Linked DNA regions of Homo sapiens: region 1 is linked to region 2. Evidence: read pairs that join two places in POLR2A ChIA-PET (ENCODE). Cell type or tissue: endothelial cell of umbilical vein. All regions are shown on one strand. Each heading gives the region's core, and the rest is flanking DNA. Links, peaks and the distances in the headings are about the cores only.

Region 1 (8,333 bases), core at 124-8,123, 88 kb before region 2:
TTGGGTTTCTAGATTAGATGCCTGGGTAGTGGGTCATGTTGGTAGCTGAGCTGGAGACACAGGGAGTGGAGGAGATTGACAGATGATGCTAGGTGGCTTTGCGCAAGTTTTGAGGAACCCACAGGATATACAGACAGAGGGTCCTGCCAGTGTTTGATACCTGAGTCCATAGCCGAGGAGCAGGGGGTCTCGGTTACCACGTGAAAGTAACCAAGATTCCTGCAGGTAGAATGAGAGGAGCTGGGAGAACAGCAGCACTTAGGAGCAGGTGGAGAAACAGCAGCTGGCAAAAAACAGAGATGGACAGGGATGTGAGGAGAACACGAGGCCGCCCCTTGCACTGAGAATGAATCTGGTCTCCTTGCTGCATCCTGAAGCACTCAGTGGGATCTGGCCATGCCCCCTTTATCTTGTCATCGGCCTCCTCGCCCCTTGCCCTTCCTTCTTCACGTCAGACATACAATCTCCTTCTTTATTGGGGTGCACCAAGCACACTCCTGTTTTAGGTCTGCTCCTCCTGGAGTTCATCACCTCCCAAGACAGCCAGTTTATTTTATTTTTTTTTTTGAGACGGAGTCTTGCTCTGTCGCCCAGGCTGGAGTGCAGTGGCGCAACCTCAGCTCACTGCAAGCTCTGCCTCCTGTCTCCACGCCATTCTCCTGTCTCAGCCTCCCGAGTAGCTGGGACTACAGGCGCCCGCCACCACGCCCACTTTTTTTTATTTTTTATTTTTTTTTATTTTTAGTAGAGATAGGGTTTCACCATGTTAGCCAGGATGGTCTCAATCTCCTGACCTTGTGATCCACATGCCTCGGCCTCCCAAAGTGCTGAGATTACAGGCGTGAGCCACTGCACCTGGCCTATATTTTTTGGATACAGTCTTGCTATGTCACTCAGGCTGGGGTGCAGTGGTGCATTCTTGGCTCACTGCATCCTTTGCCTCCCAGGCTCAAATGATCTTCCCACCTCAGCCTCCCAAGTAGCTGGGACTACAAGCCACACCACTATGCCCCACTATTTTTTCTTTTTTTGTATTTTTAGTAGAGATGGGGGTCTCACCATGTTGCCCAGGCTGGTCTTGAACTCCTGGGCTCAAGTGATCCTCCCGCCTCTGACTCCCAAAGTGCTGGGATTGCAGGTATGAGCCACTGCGCTGGCCAGGGCAGCCAGTGCTGAGCATCCTATCTAAGACAGCTCTCCATTCCCCCATCACTTCATCCTGATTGACTTTCTTCATTCCTCCTATCAGCTTCATCCTGATAGTTCACAGCACTATCTGAACCCCTTCGGACATGTACTCATTTAGTTGTCTCTCTCAACATCCCCCACTGTGATATAAGCTTCATATGGGCCAGGCGTGGTGGCTAACACCTACAATTTCAGCAGTTTGGGAGGCTAAGGCAGGACGATCGCTAGAGCCCAGGAGTTCAAGACCAGCCTGGGCAACATAGCAAGACCCTATCTCTACAAAAAATTAAAAAATAAAAATTAACCAGCCATGGTGGCATGCGCCTATAGCACCTGTAGTCCCAGTTACTCTGAAGGGTCAGGCAGGAGGATCGCTTGAGCCCAGCAATTGGAGGCTGCAGTGAGCTATGACTGCACAGCTGCACTCAAGCCTGGGTGATAGAGAGCAAGACCCTGTCTCAAAAAAAAAAAAAAAAAAAAAAAAAAAAAAGCTTTGTAAGAACAATTGAGAGGTGAAGCCAGCTGGACTTCCTGGGTCGAGTGGGGACTTGGAGAACTTTTCTGTCTTACAAGAGGATTGTAAAATGCCCTAATCAGCACTCTGTAGCTAGGATTGTAAAACGCACCAATCAGCGCTCAGTGGCTAGCTAGAGGTTTGTAAAATGGACCAATCAGCATTCTGTAAAATGGACCAATCAGCAGGATGTGGGCAGGGACAAATAAAGGAATAAAAGCTGGCCACCCCCCACCAGCAGCAGCAACCCACTCGGGTCCCCTTCCATGCTGTGGAAGCTTTGTTCTTTTGCTCTTCACAATAAATCTTGCTGCTGCTCACTCTTTGGGCCCCTGTCACCTTTGAGAGCTGTAACACTCACCGCCGAGGTCCATGGCTTCATTCTTGAAGTCAGCAAGACCACGAACCCACTGGAAGGAAGAAACTCCGGACACACCACCTTTAGGAGCTGTAACACTCGCCGCGAAGGTCCGCAGCTTCATTCTTGAAGTCAGGGAGACCACAAACCCACCGGAAGGAACCAACTCCGGACACACAATGACCTTGTTTTGTTCATCTCTGATGCTTAGCACCTGCCTGAGTGTCCCTCACATACTCAGTAAATACCTGCACAGTGGACCAGGAGAGGGTGATGCCACAGAAGCCTAGTGGTTCCTAGTTGGAGCTACTTGCATCAAGGTCACCCAGGACTCTCTGTAAGCAAACAGACACCTGACCCCTACCCCAGTCTCATACCCAGCATATCTGAACCCCCTGGCTATCGATAAGTGCAAAATTCTCCACATTAACGTAGTCAGAAGACAGACAGGGTCAAGAACCATTAAAGTAGAGAATTTCAAGAAGGATCAGCAGTGGCAAGTGCGGCAGGGAGTTTCACAATCTAAGGCCTGAGCAGTGTCCAGACTTGACACACTTCGGGGGTAAGCCGGTCAGTTCAAGGTAAGGAGGATGCAGCTCTGGAGGAAATACGCTGGTGGCCCTCCAGGGTTGGCCCTGTCTTCTGCCAACAGTGCCCTGGTTGTCCTCAGAGAGATTCATTCTCTATCATTCTCAACCATGAGGTTCGGTAGGCCTGGCCCCAGCACGGCAGGCTCTGACTGGACACAACAGGGTTACCTCCCGAGGCATTTGGCTCAGTGCTATTCGTGGGGCCAAATCAGAGCTAAGGATGTCCAAGAAGATGCTGCTTGGGCTCATAAGGAAAAGTCTTGGCCAGGCGCGGTGGTTCATGCCTGTAATCCCAGCTCTTTGGGGGGCCGAGGCGGGCAGATCACTTGAGGTCGGGAGTTCGAGACCAGACTGGCCAACATGGTGAAACCCCATCTCTACTGAAAATACAAAAATTAGCCAGGTGTGGTGGCACATGCCTGTAATCCCAGCTACTCAGGAGGCTGAGGCAGGAGAATTGCTTGAACCCGGGAGGCAGAGGTTGCAGTGATTTGAGATCACGCCACTGTGCTCCAGCCTGGGCAATAGAGTGAGACTCTGTGTCCAAAAAAAAAAAAAAAAAAAGTATCATCTGTAAGCTTCTGGAAAGGACTCCTCCTCTTCCTCCGGGCATTGTGGGATGAGAGTGTGCACCCTGGACCTGTGGTTGACATTGTGCTCCCTGGACGATGTCTTATTGTCCAGGCTAGACATTATCCAGCCTGGCACTGCCAGATAAAGCCCTCCAGAAGGGAGAGAGAAGGAGAGAGGGATGGAGGCCTGGGGACAGGAGCGAGCCCCATCTAGAGCAGGTTCCCTCTGAACATGCCAGTTCCATGCATCAATAAAGTCTCCTTATGAATGAAAAAGAGTCCTGACCAATAAAACTGTTGTCAGCCTGTGCACCTGGTGAGTTGAGGATAGACTGGACTTTAGCTTGTGGATACCCAGGCTCTCAAACAGATTTTATTGAGCTATGATGTGAATCCAAGCCACAAGACTTCAGCCACCAGAATGATGTCAGTATTCTCCAGATCTGTCAGTAGCAGTCAATATTTCAGAGGAAGCTGGGCGCAGTGGCTCACACCTGTAATCCCAGAGTTTGGGGAGGCTGAGGCAGGAGAATTGCTTGAGCCCAGGAGTTCAAGACCATCCTGGGCAACATAGTGAGGCCCTATCTCCACAAAAAAATGTAAAAATTAGCCGCACATGGTGGTATGCGCCTGTAGTCCCTGCTACTCAAGAAGCTTAGGCAGGAGGATCCCTTAAGCCCAGGAGTTCGAGGCTACAGTCAGTGAGCCATGATCACACCATTGCACTTCAGCCTGGGCAACAGAGTAAGGCCCTGTCCCTCAATGGTTAGAACCTGAGGGTTACTGTAGAGGGTTAGTCTTGAGCCTAAAGTAGGCTCAATTCTGTAAAGTTAATCTTTCACAATGGCCCCAGTCCAGAGAAACCTTCTTAGAAACAGACACTCCCGACTGGGCACAGTGGCTCACGCCTGTAATCCAAGCACTTTGGGAGGCCGAGGCGGGCGGATCACGAGGTCAGGAGATCGAGACCATCCTGGCTAACACAGTGAAACCCCATCTCTACTAAAAATACAAAAAATTAGCCGGGCGTGGTGGCAGGCGCCTGTAGTCCCAGCTACTCGGGAGGCTGAGGCAGGAGAATAACATGAACCGGGAGGTGGAGCTTGCAGTGAGCCCAGATCGTGCCACTGCACTCCAGCCTGGGCAACAGAGCAAGACTCCGTCAAAAAAAAAAAAAAAAGAAAGAAAAAGAAATTGACACTCCATGAAGCCTTTGGTTCACATGAGTACACATGCATGCAGAGATTTCCGGTATCCAAATGGCCACAGTGGGTCTCACTAACCAAAGCCAGCTCTGCCATCCCTAGAAGCCAACATGAGAACAAGCAGACCCAGCGGATCTCCAGGCACTGTGGGTGTGAATGAGCCCTCCCTTCCGCTTCATATCTGGGTGTCCTGCATCTGTTTCTCATTGCACGTTGTGTTTGTGTATTTATGCTCTGATTCATAGTAACTTCATGGTATGGAATTGATTTGTGTTGAACACAACTAAATAAAAACAAATAAGGAAAGAAAGAGAACAGAAAGAAAGGTCAGTTAACAGAGCCTGAGCAACTCTAGTACTAAACAATGGACTGGCTTCTCCATGTCTTACTCATGTAGGTTGGCGTTGCACAGAATTCGAGGGCTCTCCTGGGGACCCTGATCACTGTAAAGCACAGGAAACAGGCTTTGGTGGCCAGGACCCAAGGATTATGAATACAAGATTCCAGTGTCCAGTTTTGTAGTCAAATGATTATGGACTCTAGAGACACCTTCAGGTTCAAGTCCTGGTTCCACCACTTACTGGCTATGTGACAAGGAAGTAATTTAACAAATCCGAGCCTCTTTGCTCAACTGTAAACACGAGTGCAATAAAAATCCATTTCTAGCAGGGCGCAGTGGCTCATGCCTGTAATCCCAGCACTTTGGTAGGCCAAGGTGGGCAGATCACTTGAGGTCAGGAGTTCGAGACCAGCCTGGCCAACATAGCAAAACCCCATCTCTACTAAAAATACAAAAATTAGCCAGGTGTGGTGGTGCATGCCTGTAATCCCAGCTATTTGAGAGGCTGAGGCAGGAGAATCACTTGAACCCGGGAGGCAGAGGTTGCAGTGAGCCAAGATGGCACCACTGCACTCCACCCTGGGTGACAGAGTGAGATTCCATCTCAAAAAAAAAAAAAAAAAAATCTACTTCCCAGGGTGTTGAGGGTTAAATGATAACACATGGGAAAGTTCCAAGCAGGAACCCCTGGGACCTCCAGGCTCTCATTGTCACAGATACAAATCTCACATTCTCCACCACACCATCCACATGACCCCTCTGATAGCGCCTACAGAAAGTAAAGCTCTCAAAAATGTCAGTTTCTGTCCCTTTTCCTTCTCTGTTATTTCACTGCTGCATTTAAGAGTACAAAAAACAGGCCAGGTGCAGTGGCTCACGCCTGTAATTCCAGCACTTTGGGAGGCTGAGGGGGGCAGATCACTTGAAGTCAGGAGTTTGAGACCAGCCTGGGCAACATGGTGAACCCCCGTCTCTACTAAAAATAAAAGAGTTAGCCAGCCATGGCGGTGCATGCCTGTGGTCCCGGCTACTTGGGAGGGTGAGGTAGGAGGGATTACACCACTGCACTGTACTAAAAATACAAAAAAAAAGCCAGACGTGGTGGCAGCCGCCTGTAGTTCCAGCTACTCGGAGGCTGAAGCATGAGAATTGTTTGAACCTGGGAGGCAGAGGCTGCAGTGAGCCGAGATCATGCCACTGCACTCCAGCCTGGGTGATAGAGCGAGACTCCATCTCAAAAAATAAATAAATAAATAAATAAATAAAAGAGTACAGAAAATATTAATATTAATATGAGACATGTGAATTACTTTGAGGCTGAAGAGGGAGATACTCGTGTTTGATTCATAAATACTGAATAGAGGCTGGGCGTGGTGGCTCCCGCCTGTAATCCCAACACTTTGGGAGGCTAAGGCAGGTGGATTGCTTGAGTCCAGGAGTTTGAGACCAGCCTGGACAACATGGAGAAACCTTATCTCTACAAAAAATACAAAAATTAGCCAGGTGTAGTGGTGTGCGCCTGTAGTCCCAGCTACTCGGGAGGCTGAGGTGGGAGGATCTCTTGAGGCCAGGAGGCAGAGGTTGCAGTGAGCTGAGATTGAACCACTGCACCCCAGCCTAGGGGATAGAGCAAGACCCTGTCTCAAAAAAAAAAATAAATAAATAAATAGTAAATATTGAATAGACTTGAATAGACACTTCTCATCTGCGTCCCACTAATATTTTTCAACTTTATTGAAGTATAACTTATTTTTTATTTTTTAATTTTTTTGAGACAGGGTCTCATTCTGTCACCTAGGCTGGAGTACAGTGGCACAATAATAGCACACTGCAGCCTCAACCTCCTGGGCTCAGGCAGTCCTCCCACAGCCTCCTGAGTAGCTGGGACTACAGGCGCACACCACCATACCCAGCTAGTTTTTTGGAATTTTATGTAGGGATGGAGTCTCGCTATATTGCCCAGGGGTCTTGAACTCCTGGGCTCAAGCAATCATCCCACCTCGGCCTCCTGAAGTTCTGGGATTACAGGTGTGAGTCACCGTGCCCCATCTTTGAAGTATAATTTAGATATATTTTAAGTGTGCAGTTCAAAGGCTTTTGACAATCACATATGCCTATGTAACCACCAATCAATATATAAATTATTTCTACCAGTCTAGAAAGTTCCATCACACTGGCCGGGCATGGTGGCTCATGCCTGTAATCCCAGCACGTTGGGAGGCCAAGGTGGGTGGACCATCTGAGTTCAGGAGTTGGAGACCAGCTGGCCAACATGGCGAAACCCCGTCTCTACTAAAAATACAAAAATTAGCCAGGCATGGTGGCGTGCGCCTGTAGTCCCAGCTACTCGGGAGGCTGAGGCAGGAGAATTGCTGGGACCTGGGAAGCAGAGGCTACAGTGAGCCGAGATTACACCACTACACTCCAGCCTGGGTGACAGAAGGAGGCTCCGTCTTATAAATAAATAAAGTTCTACCACACGTCTTTGTAGTCTTTCTCTCCTAAGCCCTATTCCAGGTAACCACTGATCTAATATCTATCACCACAGATTAGATTTGTCTTTTCTAGAATTTCTAGATATAGATGGAATCATACAGCATGGGTCTGGCATAGTGGCTCATGCCTATAATCCCAGTGCATTGGGAGGTCGAGGCAGGAGGATCATTTGAGCCCAGGGGTTTGAGAGCAGCCTAGGCAACATACTGAGACCCTGTCTCTACAAAAAATACAAAAAATTAGCTGGGCATGGTGATGTGCACCTGTAGTCCCGGCTACTCGGGAGGCTGAGGCAGGAGGATCATTTGAGGCTGCAGTGAGCTGTGATTGTACCACTGCACTCCAACATGAGCAATAGAGAGAGACTCTGCCTTAAAAATAAATAAATAAATTAATTAATAATAAATAGCAATCCTAGAATATATAGCCTCTGATATATGTTTTTTTTCCCCCAGCATAATGTTTCTAAGATTCACCCATGTTGTGTATATCAGTAGTTCTTTTATTGCTCAGTAGTATTTCATTGCAGGAATATTCCCCAATTTGTTTATCTCTTGATGTCCATCTGTTGATGGACATTTAACTTATTTTCAGCTTTTGGCTCTTATTGGTAAAGCTGCTCTGACATTTGTGCACAAGTCTTCTAGTAACATTACATTTCTCTTGGGTAAACAGCTCACTGTACACTTCTGGCGTCATATGGTAAGTGCATGTTTAAATTTTTTTTTTTTTTTTTTTTGAGAGAGTCTCACTCTGTCGCCCAGGCTGGAGTGCAGTGGTGCGATCTCGGCTCACTGCAAGCTCCGCCTCCTGGGTTCAAGCCATTCTCCTCCTGCCTCAGCCTTCAGCGTAGCTGGGACTACAGGTGCCCACCACCACTCCTGACTAATTTTTTTGTATTTTTAGTAGAGACGGGGTTTCACTGTGTTAGCCAGGATGGTCTCGATCTCCTGACCTCGTGATCCACCTGCCTCGGCCTCCCAAAGTGCTTGGATTACAGGCGTGAGCGACCGCGCCCGGCCTAAATTTTTAAATGTTTATAAAAAGTGCCAAACGGTATATGAGAGTTC
Region 2 (8,333 bases), core at 262-8,261:
TTCTGCCTTCAGATATATCTCACATCTGATCACTTTTTGCCATCACTGTGACTAGCACCCTAGTCCACAGATAGCTGCTTTCCCGTTTCTAACTCCATCTCCTTTCTCTCTGTTCTCCACGCTGGTGCTGGAGTGGGCCTTTAAAATGGGAACTCAGATTCTGGCCATGCTCTGTTCGGAAGCCCTCCAGGAGCTTCCCATCTCATGCAGAGATAAGAACTGTGGCTCTTCCATGACCTGTAAGTCACGCTGGCCTCCTCCTGCCTCGGGGCCTTTGCATGTGCTTTCCCGCAGCACAGAATGAACTTTCTTTTTTTTTTTTTTTTTGAGGCGCAGTCTCGCTCTCACCCAGGCTGGAGTGCAGCGGCACATCTCGGCTCACTGCAAGCTCCGCCTCCCGGGTTCACGCCACTCTCCTGCCTCAGCCTCCCAAGTAGCTGGGACTACAGGCGCCCACTACCATGCCTGGCTAATTTTTTTTGTATTTTTAGTAGAGACGGGGTTTCACTGTGTTAGCCAGGATGGTCTCGATCTCCTGACCTCGTGATCCGCCCGCCTCGGCCTCCCAAAGTGTTGGGATTACAGGCGTGAGCCACCGCGCCCGGCCCAGAATGAACTTTCTAATCCTCGGGGATTGTGTCCTCCCTTCCTGTCGTCACTCAGAGGCACCTTCTCAGAGCAGCCTTCCTTGTCTCTTGCCCCTACCTGTGCCTTGCTTGCACTTTCCTGCTTTATTTTGATTTCTCTCATTTGTCTTTCACATACACTAGAATGTGCAGCTCACGAAAAGAGGGAGTTTTGTCTCATTTTGTTGACTGTGGAATCTCCAGTGCCTAGCACAGTGCCTGGCACCTGGGAGGTGATCAGTAAATATATGCTGAATGAATGAGTGCTGTCACAGCCTCTCCTGGCCGTGGTGTTCTGTGGAGACTTTGTCAGGCGCCTTCAGGCATGGTCAGGACTTGGCTTCCTTTGCAGGGAGCAATGCTGGATGCCCTCTTCCCCCACAGCTGCTCAGCAGGCTCTTTCTGCCACTCCGGAGTCACTCAGCCTCAGGCTGTGGCTGGCAGCACAGTGTGAAGTTGCTTTGGTGAAGCTGCAGGTGTATGAAGGCATGTTGGGATTTCAATATGGGGGACTTTTTAGAGTGGATTAAGATGTTTGGCCGGGCGCGGTGGCTCAGGCCTGTAATCCCAGCACTTTGGGAGGCCGAGGCTGGCGGATCACGAGGTCAGGAGATCGAGACCATCCTGGCTAACACGGTGAAACCCCGTCTCTACTAAAAATACAAAAAATTAGCCAGGCGTGGTGGCAGGCGCCTGTAGTCCCAGCTACTCGGGAGGCTGAGGCAGGAGAATGGCGTGAACCCAGGAGGCGGAGCTTGCAGTGAGCCGAGATGGCGCCACTGCACTGCAGCCTGGGTGACAGAGCGAGACTCCGTCTCAAAAAAAAAAAAAAAAAAAAAAAAAAAAAAGAAAAATATTCAAATTGCTTTCATTTTGGTGAACAGCATTTGGAACTTTATTTTGGAATTAATCAAAATGATTTAGAAATTAACTAGAGACATTTAAGACAATCTCTAGTAGTTGCTGCTGCACTCCAGCCTGGGTGATAGAGCCAGACCTTATCTCAAAAAAAAAAATAGAGAAAAGAAAATTGGGATGCCTGATCACTAGTTACTGGTATGAATTGGCTGAAGATCATGGCGTGCTGGATGAATTTTTACTCTTTGTCATACATATTAAGGCACTAATTACACAATTTTAAAAAAGATCTATAAAACATGTTTTATAGTTACTATAGCTCTTATGTGTCCCCATATTCAGGGCAAATAGGGAATTTGGTAGTACCTCTTCCTAAGTGTAGGACTTCCGGAATATTCAAGAATGTAAATGGTGTTATTAGATGGATACACACTCCAGGTTTCATGGGTGACCCCTTACTGCACAGTCCCACGTTATTCAGCCCTGATTCTCCAGCCCTGGTCCCCAGATTCTTCTCTCAGCCACCGTCCCTGCCAGCTCCAAGGCTGAAGTAAACTATTCACAGAATTTAGAATTGAAAAGGACTGTAGCGAATTTTTGGTCCAATTCCCTTATTTTACAGACGAGCATGCTGAGCTTCAGAAAGCAGAGGTGATTGCCCAGGGCCACATGGGAGCTAGAGGTAGACTTGAAACCAGAGTCCAGGTCTTTGGACTCCCCATAGAGTGCTCTCTTGATTACCTCCCTATCCAAAAGTAGTGCACTGGACTCTGGTTGCCTTCCTTCCAGGGACCAGTCTGTGTCCAGCTTCTGTTCTATTTGCAGCTGCATTTCTTTTTTATTTTTCTCTTTTTGAGACGGACTCTTGATCTGTCGCCCAGGCTGGAGTGCAGTGGTGCGATCTGGGCTCACTGCAACCTCCGCCTCCCGGGTTCAAGCTATTCTCCTGCCTCAGCCTCCCAAGTAGCTGGAATTATAGGTGTGCACCAGCATGCCCGGCTAATTTTTGTGTTTTTAGTAGAGATTTGGCCAGGCTGGTCTGGAACTCCTTACCTCAGGTGATCCTCCCGCCTTGGACTCCCAAAATGCTGGGGTTACAGCTGTGAGCCACTGCGCCCAGCCTACATTTCTTTTTACATTACATTGTATTAGGTTGGTGCAACAGTAATTGTGTTTTTTGCCATTACTTTTAATGAAATGTAAAAAGAAATGACAAATGTGTTTTCTTACAGCATAGAGAAATTAAATTCCATTGTTTTGCTTACTTCAGAAACAAGGATATGTAAAGAAAGTATGTAATAACAGAACCGTCCAAACCCTTCAGTGTGTACAGCAATAAAATTCTTTCTTTATTTTATTTTACTTTTTTATTTTGAGGTGGAGCCTTGCTCTGTCACCCAGGCTGGAGTGCAGTGGCATGATCTCGGCTTACTGCAACCACTGTGTTCCAGGTTCAAGCTATTCTCCCGCCTCAGCCTCCCAAGTAGCTGGGATTACAGGTGCCCACCACCACGCCTGGCTAATTTTTGTATTTTTAGTAGAGACAAGGTTTTGCCATGTTGGCCAGGCTGGTTCAAACTCCTGACCTCAGGTGATTTGCCTGCCTCGGCCTCCCTAAGTGCTGGTATCGCAGGCGTGAGCCACCGCGCCTTGCCTAGGATTCTTACAGTTAAATGTTGCAGTTTTAATCTTGAAATCTTGAGAACTGAATTGGATGAATTTGTTCTGATTTTCACTTCTGTTTTCTTTAGCTTTAAACGCCAACTTATTCTGTATCCTGGACTTCAAACTTTGTTTTTATTGTACCACTTCCCCGGCCCTGCTAAAAAGGAACCTCTAGGGACTATTCAGGAGTGTCCATCACTGTAGAGTCAGGTCTGATTTCTGTCTGGCTTATCCTCATCCTCCAGCCCCCTTTATCTTTTCACTCGTATATTCTACTGCTTTCTACTTTGAAAAACTCTGCTTCAGTAAACTCCTGGCTCATGTTGTTTTCATAGCTTGATCACCTTTTACTCTGCTGCCTCGCTTTCCCAACTTTTACTCTTCCCCTCTCAGAAACCTCCTAACTACTGCAAGCAAACCCTAATAATCTTTCCTTTATATTTCCAAAATAATTTTATTTCCTAGTTTATGTTATAAAATGTGTTTTTTAAAAAAAGAAAACTCGGTTTGTGAAGAAAGTCCCTCCCATCTCAAGTTCCTAGTTTTTCTGAGGTAATCACTGTTGTTTATTTTGTAGCCTTCTCCTGCTTTTCATGTCACAGTCACAAAATGGCTGCCTTATCTCCAGGCATCACATTTGCATTCCAGGCAGTAAGACAAGGAGAGAGAAAATGAGATATCATGAGCCATATCTGGCCTTTTTTAATTAAGAAAAGCAAAAACTTTCCCAGAAGCTCAAAGCAGACTTCTGTTCCTGTCTCATTGGCCAGATCCGTATTACATGGCACTCCTAGTTAGGAGAAATTGTGGAATAGAGAGCATTCAGCTTTCTCAGTCCCTCTAGTGGAGGCAGTGGGAGAAGGGAATTGGGAGTATATTTTGAGTTGGCCATTGGATTGTGCCTACTGCACATAAAATGTTGTTTTCATATTGGATTTTGATAAATCCATTTTATAATAAGCCACCTTACTACATTCTCCTGTTTTGAATAATTTTTCAGTTGTTTGCCTTCCCAATGTATTGTTTTAGAATTACGAACATTTTGCTTTTTTCATTTCAGCTGTTCTTAAGTGTATCAAGAAGCTTTCAATTGCCAGTAATGGAAAACTTATTCTAATGAATTTTTTAAAATAAAAGGAATTTAGTGATTCACATAGCTGAAAAGTCTGAAGGTCTGGTGGGCTTCGGGTGCAGTTTGACTCAGAGGATCATGGTGTTCTCAGGTTCTGCCTTCATTTCTCTTGGGGTTTTCTTGTTATGTGGCCCTGTCTTTGGGCTGACTTCCACCGTGGTAGCAGCTGGCGACATAATGTTAGCCAGGGAGAATGTTTCTTCTGATAGCTTTCTTGGGCTTTGTTCCAGAAAGTCTGCAGCTAATGTCTGTGAGTCATGTGCTCCTTCTTGAGCCAATCACTGGGATTTTCTGGAATGTGTCCTCCATATATTTGGTTGTGTTTCCATCAGTGTCTCCACTTCCTTTATTGCTGTTTAGTGCGGCATCCGTTTCCGGGATTGCCTCACTCTTCTTGAACTTCATTTCTTCCCTGAACTTTGCTATCTTTTAATCTCCCCTTGTTGTCCTGTTTCTTATTTGAGTTCCTGTTTCAGGGAGGCTATGCCTATTTTTTAAAGTCTCATAGAGAAATATTGGTTCAGGCTGGGCGCAGTGGCTCACACCTGTAATCTCAGCACTTTGGGAAGCCGAGGCGGGCAGATCACCTGAGGTCAGGGATTGGAGACCAGCATGGCCAACACGGCAAAACCCCATCTCTACTAAAAACACAAAAATTAGCTGGGCGTGGTGGTGGACACCTGTAGTCCCAGCTACTCCAGGAGGCTGAGGCAGGAGAATCGCTTGAACCCAGGAGGCAAAGGTTGCAGTGAGCCAGGATCATGCCACTGCACTCCAGCCTGGGCAATAGAATAAGACTTCCTCTCAAAAATAAATAAATAAATAAATAGATAAATAAATAAATAAATAAATAAATAAAAGGAAAAATGTTGGTTCATAACTTTCCAATTCTTTCCAGCATAATCTCTCTGGCTGTCTGGTGTGTCTTCATTGACCTTTTCTTGGCAATATTCCTTTCCTTCCTTTGTCCTGTACCTTATTTGCATTGTCTGTGATGGAGCCTTTCTCATGATGACTCAGTTTTCAATGTGGATCGTTCTTTCTGCGTTACCAGCCTGCTGAGTGGTTGTGACTGGGAGGAGCTGGGGTGGAGTCGGGGGGCACTGGCAACCTTCATTGCAGTCAGCCGCCTCAGAGAGCTTTCTTTCCAGCCCTCCATCCTGAGGGCATTTCTTCTCTCTAGGACAGAAGGAATTTTGACTGCTGCTCACACTTTGTGTTTGAATCGATCAACTAGCAGGGTAGTGTTCAGTTTTGTAAAGAATTTTGGCTATCATAATCCTACAATTCAGCCCCACAGCCACCCTGATGACACTGAAATGCATCATGGGCTGCTTTTGTTGCTGTTTGGTATTCAATCTTTTTCTCAATCTATTGGAAACAAGGCCGAAATGAAAGTTCAGTTAACATAAAGTTTAAGAGTCTTTCCTTTGGATCCCAACGTTATTTAATTTTTTAATTTTTAAAGCTAAATTTAAATGATTTTTCCACTCAGATTCCACATGCTTCCAGTACTTGGAAGCATGAGAAGTATATATGTTGAGTTTATGCCCAAGTTCCCAAATAGATAATCTTTGAAACCTATAACATTTACAATATTAAAAACAAAACAAAACAAAAACAACAACAACAAGAAACCCCACCATACTGGGATAGAGATATGCTGAAACTTACAAAGTAAAACTAAAATTTTGAAACTGGGTTACTTCATGATTTGAAGAACAGTGTACTTTGTAGAACAAAGGAAAGGATTTTCATAGCAAGTGGGAATCCAACAGAAAGGGTAGAAGCTGGCATTGACAATGTGTCTGCTAGCACAGCTAGCACTGGGCTGCGTTTCAGAGTAAATAAGCAAAGGCCTTTGCCCTCAGGAGCTCTTGGTTTGGTCTACAGGGGAGATAAAGCCATGTGTAATTATAGTAGGCCATATTAAATGCCATGAGAAAAGTGGTATGATCAAAGGAGAATGGTCAGGCTGTATCATTATCCAAATTTTTCAAAGATGCAGAAGTAGATCAGAGAGATTCTGTAACACGCCTAAACTCACGCAGCCAGTCTGTGGCAGAACCAAGATCAGAACCTGCTTCTAGCTAACTGCTGGCTGGCAGGATGGGAAATTTTTTTTTTTTTTTTGAGATGGAGTCTCGCTCTGTCGCCCAGGCTGGAGTGCAGTGGCGCGATCTCCACTCACTGCAAGCTCCGCCTCCCGGGTTCACACCATTCTCCTGCCTCAGCCTCCTGAGTAGCTGGGACTACAGGTGCCCACCACCACGCCCGGCTAATTCTTTATATTTTTTAGTAGAGACAGGGTTTCACCGTGTTAGCCAGGATGTCTCAATCTCCTGACCTCATGATCCACTAGTCTCGGCCTCCCAAAGTGCTGGGATTATAGGCGTGAGCCACCGCGCCCGGCCAAGATGGGAAATTTTAAATAGTTTTACAGTTTACGGAACTCTTGTTCTTAGTAATCAGTTAAAATTCACTTAATCTGCTCATGCAATAATCAATGGGTTATAGCAAATACTTTGTTTGTGTCTACTGAAGTACTGTGTTTAGAATGCCGCATTCCTCAAACCTGCTTTGAGATCTTGTTCTTTTAAGGGCCCATGCCAATGCCACTTTTTTTATGAAATCCCCAAGTCCCTTCAAAATAGGATTTGAAGCTGGGCGTGGTGGCTCACGCCTGTAGTTCCAGCACTTTGGGAGGCCGAGCCGGGGGGGATCACCCAAGGTCAGGAGTTCAAGAACCAGCCTGACCAACATGGAGAAACCCCGTCTCTACTGAAAAATACAAAATTAGCTGGGCGTGGTGGTGCATGCCTCTAATCCCAGCTACTCGGGAGGCTGAGGCAGGAGAATTGCTTGAACCCGGGAGGTGGAGGTTGCGGTGAGCCGAGATCACACCATTGCACTCCAGCCTGGGCAATAAGAGCAAAACTCTGTCTCAAAAAAAAAAAAAAAAAAAAAAGAAAAAGAAAAAGAAAAGAAAACAGAAAAAAAAAAAGAAAATAGGATTTGTCCTCCCTCTGCCTTCTATTGTTTGTTTGTAGGTCTTATGTTCTGCCCTCTGTGATATACTCTTCAAGGACAGGGACTGTGTCTTACTCATCTTTGGATCCCAATCCCTTCTGGGCCAGTGGAGTGAGATCTTCGTTAACGTGGCACTCTATTCATGTTGTTTGAATGCCTTGCTTGCTGTATGTCTAGGGTCCCAGACACAAGTAAATAATTCTTAGAGGCATGGAAATTGTATATATATTGGGTTTAACTTCTAGGTGTTCACCTGTATCATGACTCTGGGCAGGATAGTTGTGCCTGACGCCTGGAGGTGCTGTATGTGTGTGGTGTTAGGTACCTATGTTGGATGTTTCTGCTTCTGGGCTCAGCAAAATTCTTCTCTCAATAAAAACAATTCTAGATGCTGTACTTTGTCTAGTGTCTTCTATTAGCAGCTGATAGCACTTTTTGGCTCTTCAAAATATTTTTGCATTCATTGACTCAGTGCGTTTTATAAGTGCATATCTGACAAATTATTTGGACTATTTTCTTTTTGTTCAATATTAACTAAATATGCATTTATGAGTGAGAATTTAGGGCATGGATTTTCTCACTCATGAAGAATAGCGTGCCACATGCCGGCTGGATAAAAGGAAAGATCCAGGAATAGTTCGCGTATTCTGTTTCCTCTGTGTCCTTCCTAGTTTGTAAAATTGTCAGCTGGCTCTTTAATTAATCATGATATTAAAACAGCAAACATATTGCAGTGATCTGTCAGAAGAGGACTGGAAGGTGTCAGGCCCTGTGTTTGGTTAAATATTACGAAGAAGGCTTCCGTTTTACAGGTCAGCTTTCCAAGGTACAGCATGTTGGTGTACCTTTCCTTTGTGGTTCCAGACCAAACTAGAAATGTTCTAGCTTGTACTTTGGAAGCAGTTGTGCCTTGAGAGCAGCTATAAATAAAATATGGTAGTTTGATTATTGCTTTGGGGAGTAGACAGTCCTGAACGTGCAGGTGCAATGCTGTATTTGCTCATTTCTCTCCCTCTTAAAAA

Evidence for each region. ChIA-PET counts read pairs that join two places held together with the same protein. Peaks named below come from ENCODE experiments on the same cell type or tissue, not always from the same donor. Only the 100,000 strongest peaks of a DNase experiment are listed, where the experiment ranks them.
Region 1: POLR2A ChIA-PET joins it to region 2 with 5 read pairs; 2 of 35 experiments call an interaction of 5 or more read pairs at or near these places.

What each region holds. Positions count from the first base shown.
Region 1 is chr3:11,745,971-11,754,303 of GRCh38, reverse strand. It overlaps a transcript of TAMM41 not described here. Among named protein-coding and RNA genes, the nearest start is that of TAMM41, 97 kb to the left of the region's middle. In endothelial cell of umbilical vein, for the core only: no CTCF peak of the experiment used is centred there; no DNase peak of the experiment used is centred there; H3K27me3 peaks cover 143 bases.
Region 2 is chr3:11,658,243-11,666,575 of GRCh38, reverse strand. It overlaps a transcript of VGLL4 not described here. Among named protein-coding and RNA genes, the nearest start is that of VGLL4, 18 kb to the right of the region's middle. In endothelial cell of umbilical vein, for the core only: a CTCF peak has its summit at 3,980; a DNase peak (open chromatin) is centred at 4,585; H3K27ac peaks cover 785 bases.